Regions from separate parts of the Homo sapiens genome. Here region 2 is linked to region 1. Evidence: chromatin contacts called from ENCODE Hi-C or POLR2A ChIA-PET data. All regions are on one chromosome and are shown on one strand. Each heading gives the region's core, a stretch centred on a gene start or an enhancer-like site at or near the end of the contact. The rest is flanking DNA. Distances are from core to core; before and after follow the strand shown. Region 1 overlaps DTNB (dystrobrevin beta). Region 2 overlaps ASXL2 (ASXL transcriptional regulator 2).

Region 1 (3,021 bases), core at 500-2,999:
GAGGCACAATCTCAGCTCACCGCAACCTCCCAGGTTCAAGCTATTCTCTTGCCTCAGCCTCCCGAGTAGCTGGGATTACAGGCATGCGCCAACATGCCTAGCTAATTTTTGTATTTTTAGTAGACATGGGGTTTCGCCGTGTTGGCCAGGCTGGTCTTGAACTCCTGGCCTCAGGTGATCCACCCGCCTTGGCCTCTCAAAGTGTTGGGATTACAGGCGTGAGCCACCCACCACGCCCGGCCCCTTGACACGTACATTGAACATCACACTGTTCTTTCCCTCTTCCAGCTTCTAGCTGCAGTTGGCGTTCTTTGACTTTGTGGCTGTGTCACTTCAGTCTCTGCCTCCTGGGTTACATTGCCTTCTTCTCATCTGTCTCTTCTCCTCTGTGTATCTGTCTTATATGAAAATACATTTGATTGCATTTTGGGCCCAACCAGGTAATCCAGGGTAAATGCTTCCTCTCCCATCTAGATTCTTAAGTTAATTTTGTCATAGAAGGTAATATTCACTCTTCTGCCATATAAGGTAATGCAGGTTCCAGAGATTAGGATGTGGACATATCTTTTGGGGGGCCGTCATTCATCCCACTACGATCAGTGCATTGGAAAGATCAACTGTAAATGTTGAAATCAACAAGAATTATGACAGTAGTAATGTTGGACTCCGCGAAGGAGGGACAACTTGGGTTTTGGTCTGATTATACGACATTCAAAATCGGAGTTTTAAGGAAAAGGGAAAATGATCTGAGAGTGGCAGTGTGGTTCTAGGAGGACTTCTCCTCCACCTGGAGGTCTAGTTGTTTGAGGGGTGTGAGAAAGAAAGCAGCTGCCACTTGAAATGGCTGCAGGGAAGCTGAGCCTTCAGGGAATGCCAGGTTTCCTCCTAGAGCCGTAGGTGAAAGCAACATTCAGAGAAGAGGTTGATGCGTAAGCCTCGGACAGAGGAGGGATTTTGCCGATGCTGGACTATGAAGACAAGGAGAAGGGTTTTGAGAGTTGAGGATTGGGGTCGCGTGAGGGGATGTACTGAGCCTCACAGGAATAAAAACCAGGTGAGAGTCTTGGATTTCTTATTTTTAAAAAGTATAACCTGATATAAAGGTCGTGCTGGAATTAACCCCAGATAGGCAGATCATGGCACTGTGGCAATGTGTTAGTTGAGAGGGTGTTGGTTGCCAGGAACATGCAGGGCTCTGGGTTCATCTTTTTACTCTTGTTGATGGTGTTATGGAGGCCTGGGGAGAAGTGCTCTGAAACTCTCCCATTCGACAGCTGACTTAGAGCTAAAGTGACTGCTTCGTTGACCAGAGGCCTCCCTTTGAAATTCTGGACTTTCTAGAGCCCCCCAAGGGTTAGGGGGAATAGTCTGGGATATCCTGATAACCTTTATCCGCATTTTCAGTAGGTTGCTTGGGATGTTTTAGATATTGCTCCTTTCAATCATCTGAACGTTGCCCAATTCTACTGTGTTGTTTGCATGCACGATTTATTCATAAAACCACTTACAGCTGCAAAAATGCTAAGTTTAAAACGAGAACATTCAAAATGGACCCAGCTGTTTAAAAAGATGGATGCGATCAAATAAAGAATTGGTGTGTAGTTTATGAAACAATAAGGCATTTTTTCAACTGTAGCCTGATTATTCTTAGAGCGATGACAAGGAGGTTTTTCCATTACAAAGAAGTGTATGACTTAGCTTAAACCAAGCAGTTCTTCAAATGAGCAATTTCCTGTGGCAGTCATCACTTAGCCACAGCCCTTTTGTCAACTTTAGATCTTTTTTTTGTTCTTGCAGATGGCCACCAGAGCTGCACTGGAGAGTGCATCTTCTGCTTCCATGTGTGGGAAGATCACTGTGTTCTCTGTGACCCAGTAGTGTGAATTGCTTATCTGTTTCTGCATTAACTCAAATTTATCAGTGATTATTGCCTGAATACCTCATGCTTTCTGAGATCTACAGGTACAGATTTAGGGTTGAACTCTTTCTCTAAATAAATTTAATCCATGTGTGTTATATGTTGTATATCTTCATTTAGTGACTACGAAATGTCTAGCTATGAAATGTGCATGTTAATTACTCATTAAGCCTTTGGATCGCCTTTGATGAGCCAGATCCTGTGCTCCCCGGCATTCTCTTGCACACCTTCTTTCTGAATGTTTTCTCACAGTTCCGGCTTTTACATGCCCCTCACTCCACCCCAGACGCTAATAAATTTCTGCAGTTCTTAGTTCCAGCTCGTTCTTCTTGTTTAGGTTAAGACTCCTACATTCAGAGATCTCATGGACATTTCTGTCTTGAAGTCTCACTGGTTCTTCTGTCAATATGTGGTTCTAATAATTTTTCAGTTCCTTTTCTTGGACTTCCAAGTAGATAATTACATCATCTGTAGGAAGCAGCAACTGAATCACTTTCTGATAGTTTTACCCCTGTCTCAATTTTTTACCTCTTTGTGTTAGTAAGAACTTCTAATTTGTGGGGAAGCAGTGCTTCCCAGAATTCCCTGGAAAGAATCACCTGGGCTGTTTGTTAAATATACAAAGTCCCAGGCCTTCACCCTTGGGAATATTAGTAGGTCTGGGTTGAGGCTGAGGAATCTGCTTTGTTTTATTTTTTAAACAAAGGCCCTGGACATTTTTTATCTTGAGAAAACTTTGGAAAACACTGTTTTAGAGCAGTGCTAAATAATAGTTGTGATAGTCTTTTGTTGCTGCTTTTAGTGTGTCTGTACCATGTGTGATGTCAGTGGACTGCTGGCTCTCCTCCTATTTTGACCTGTGGTAGCACTTGTGACAGCTTTGGAACTGTGATGTGTCCGGTGTAGCGATACAATGGGCTGTCTAAACAGGGCAGCGAGCTTTCTGTCCTGGTATTCATTCAGTGACATCTCAGTTCCAGGCCCTGGAGAGTGCCACCATACACAGAAGCACATGGGAAGACCTCTTAGTCTTCCAACTCTCATACTCCCTCTAACTCCAGTCTGCCTTTCTTGGGATCCTGGCTGCCTGTGGATCTACTTCC
Region 2 (3,263 bases), core at 74-2,573, 260 kb before region 1:
TTTTTAATAGCATGCCCTGTGACAAAGTGATTTTCAAAAAGAGCTCTATTGTCTTTCAGAAGTTTCCTTGTTTTAATAGTTTATTTGTATATTTCCGGACTATTTACTTCAATATTTCTTGTAGAAATGATGCCTGATAACCCCCTACCCAAATTAAATTAATCAGTGAAAAAAATGTACACTGAAGAACATATCCTGAAAAACTTTTAAGTAGGAATAACCATTGTTTATTGCATTTAATTGAAGAGACCAAGAAAGTTACTAGGCTTTAGTTTCTTCACTGTGAGGTAATATTAATTCCTAAATGATCTCTGAAGTTGAGGAAAAACAAAATAGAAAAATTCTGAAAGTGTATTGTCATTTTAAAAATGAAAGTTGAAAAAAGTAGAAAACATTTACGTTTCTTATATGTTACCTAATTGCAAATGTATTCCACTTTTTTCCAAAAAATAGTTTCTCCATTCCTTGTTTACTTTGGTGCATTTCTTTTTGGCTGGATTTCATCATCAGCTAGAATTTTTACATTTATGGATGATCTTTTCCCTGAGTTCTTGCGGGCTTAAGAATTTTTTTTTTTGAGACAGAGTCTTGCTCTGCCAACCAGGCTGGAGTGCAGTGCAATCTTGGCTCACTGCAACCTCCGTCTCCTGGGTTCAAGCAATTCTCATGCCTTAGCCTCCCAAATAGCTGGGATTACAGATGCCTACCACCATGCTTGGATAATTTTTGCATTTTTAGTAGAGACTGGGTTTCACCATGTTGGCCAGGCTGGCCTCGAACATCAGACCTCAGGTGATCCGCCAACCTCGGCCTCCCAAAGTGTTGGGATTACAGGCGTGAGCCACCACACCAAGCCAAGAATGTTTTCTATTGCCTCTTTGTTTGAATGCCATCTAGGCTAGATATAAAATTTTTCATTCATACTCTTAAGAACTTTTTTTGCTGTCTTTTGGCAGTGAGTATTGCTAAGAAAGCAAATGTTTCCTTCATTATATAGTGCTTGCTTTATTGGTCAATATTTTGCTGCATAATCTTAAAATTTCAGTGGCTTATAACAACAAATACTTTTTTTCTTCCTCATGTCTTTAGGTTAACTGGGGCTTAGTTATTGTTAGCTAGACTTTGTTGTAGGCTGTGGATTGTTCTCTCCTTCTGCTGGAATCTGGCTCTCATGTCAATCACAGGAGTCAGCCAAACAGGCAAATTTTAGCCTCTGCTTCCGTCATGTCTCTTATTTCATTGATCAAATCAAGCCTTGTGGCCAAGACGAACATCATTGTGGCAGGGAAATATATTTCACTTACTGTAACGTACTGCAAGGTCACACGATGGTGTGAATGATGAAATGGAAACACTAATTCAAGCTGCCACTTTGGCTTTTAACGCCTGGAACCTGGTTTGATTCTTTCTTTATCCTTGACGCTTAAGATTTAGGAAAATATTAACTTTTTTTTTTTTTTTGAGATGGAGGCTCGCTTTGTCGCACAGGCTGGAGTGCAGTGGCTCACTGAAACCTCCGCCTCTTGGATTCAAGTGATCAGCTCACCTTGGTCTTCCAAAGTGCTGGGATTACAGGTGTGAGCCACCGCACCCAGCCAAGATTTAGGAAAAATTTAGATGTTTCTGAGTATCTGAGTACTTGGGGTTAGTCTGTACAGATTTGGGTAGCATCTTACCTCTTACATTATCATGTAATATACATTATTGATGCATAAGGGTAATCTTTTCTCGTTAACAGAAGAGAGTGGTTTACCTGTGAATATTCTCCTGTGTTGTTGTTCTTTTCCCTTTCCTATCTCTGTAAATTTGATTGCTTTTATGTAGGTGCTTTGTATCTATTAAGATACTTCCAGCTGTAAATGACAGGAAACACGATGTAAACTGGCTTAAACATTGAAGGAATCTCATCATTTAATGCAAGTGAAAAAAACAGGCAAAACTTTATCCAAGTTCTCCAGTCAGTTTCATCAGTATCTCAGCTCTGCTTCCTTCAATTTTGTTCCATTCTCAGTAGGCTCATCCATCATAATTGCAAGATGACTGCTCACAGGCCTTAGAGCTGGATATTTTGGGTTGAATTGTAGAAGAGAAGAAAGATTCTACTTTTCAGAGACATTAAAATCACTCATCACTGAGTCTGGCTCGCTTACAGTTGAGTCAGATTTTTTCCTTTCAGTATATGTAGTTATAAATATGTGTTTCAGAGAAGTATAGGATTTATAGAACATAGAAGTGGCTTATTTTAGCAAGAGACATTAAGGCTAAAATCTGAAAAGTTGAATTGGAGGTTGCTAGGAGAAAAGGAGGTGAGGGTTATCATTGCAAGCAGAAGTGTTGGGCCAAGTAGTCAGAAGAATTTTAAATTACCAAATGAAAAGAAAGGTAGAGTAGGCTGGCAGAGAGGGTGTGTAGCAGAATGGTCAAGGTCAGATTATTTTGGTCAAGGTCAGATTATTTTGATAATTTTGTACTTTATACTAAGAACATTATGATATGGATGAATTTTAAGCTGGACAGGAGGTAGTATGATCATATTTATATTTAAAAGGTTACTCTGGCTTCAGAGTGGAGAATAGTTGTATGTGAGGGTGAGATTCCTATCACTTGAGATGGGGAACACTGGAACACTGCCAGACTAGGGTAGGATAGTAAGTTGGTAAAGTAACTGCTGTAGTTACTGAATCTTGACTCTGTGACATATACTTGGTATGTACATTATCTGTGATCTGTACAATCGAGTTACACAGTAGGCAGTATTACCTCTATTTTGCAGATGAGTAAATTAAGGGTGTTTAAAGTGACTTGCCCAGGCTACAGTCAGGTCTGTATTCAGATTGGTATGAATCATTAAATCTGGCTCTTTACCATGCAGTGATGACTCCTTTCATTAATTGCTATATTTGCTTTATCTAAGCAGTACAATGATTGACTTCTGCTCTCTTAGCCCTACTAGCTACTGCTAGCTTTTATTACAGAGAGAACTAAAAAGGGCCATTGGCAATATGATCAAAGTCACTTTAGTTCTTTGGGCCTTATGTACAAAACATATTAGTATGTTTGCTTACATGCTCACCGCATAAAATTATAGCACTGCACTTGTTCCTTTCCTTGACAGAACCCCTACCTCTTCAACCCCAATCTCTTGAGCATGGACAAGAAAAATTAGAAGCTGACTTGTTGTGTGATAGTTACATAATCTTTAAGGTGGTTCTTACTACAGCTGCTTCGGGTGTTAGTACTTACCCTACTGAATTTACTTGAAC

The links. A loop is a pair of places that touch in the nucleus more often than their neighbours do. ChIA-PET counts read pairs that join two places held with the same protein, here RNA polymerase II (POLR2A). Pooled maps may share reads with other maps.
Region 2: a loop to region 1 is called in a pooled map, with 7 times the contacts of the local background. The contact joins two enhancer-like sites. A Hi-C loop is called at or near these places in 4 of 50 pooled maps. POLR2A ChIA-PET finds 5 or more read pairs at or near these places in 2 of 52 experiments (HEK293T and activated CD4-positive, alpha-beta T cell).

Annotation. Positions count from the first base shown.
Region 1 is chr2:25,557,184-25,560,204 of GRCh38, reverse strand. All of the region lies in intron 8 of DTNB (dystrobrevin beta), which reads left to right. Among named protein-coding and RNA genes, the nearest start is that of DTNB, 110 kb to the left of the region's middle. RefSeq lists an enhancer at 1,338-2,033. Within about 2 kb of position 1,749, at least 5 of the 41 ENCODE cell types and tissues checked have a DNase peak (open chromatin) inside an H3K27ac peak, as active enhancers do.
Region 2 is chr2:25,814,436-25,817,698 of GRCh38, reverse strand. The region is part of intron 3 of ASXL2 (ASXL transcriptional regulator 2); the gene reads left to right. Among named protein-coding and RNA genes, the nearest start is that of ASXL2, 62 kb to the left of the region's middle. RefSeq lists an enhancer at 1-69. Within about 2 kb of position 1,323, at least 2 of the 41 ENCODE cell types and tissues checked have a DNase peak (open chromatin) inside an H3K27ac peak, as active enhancers do.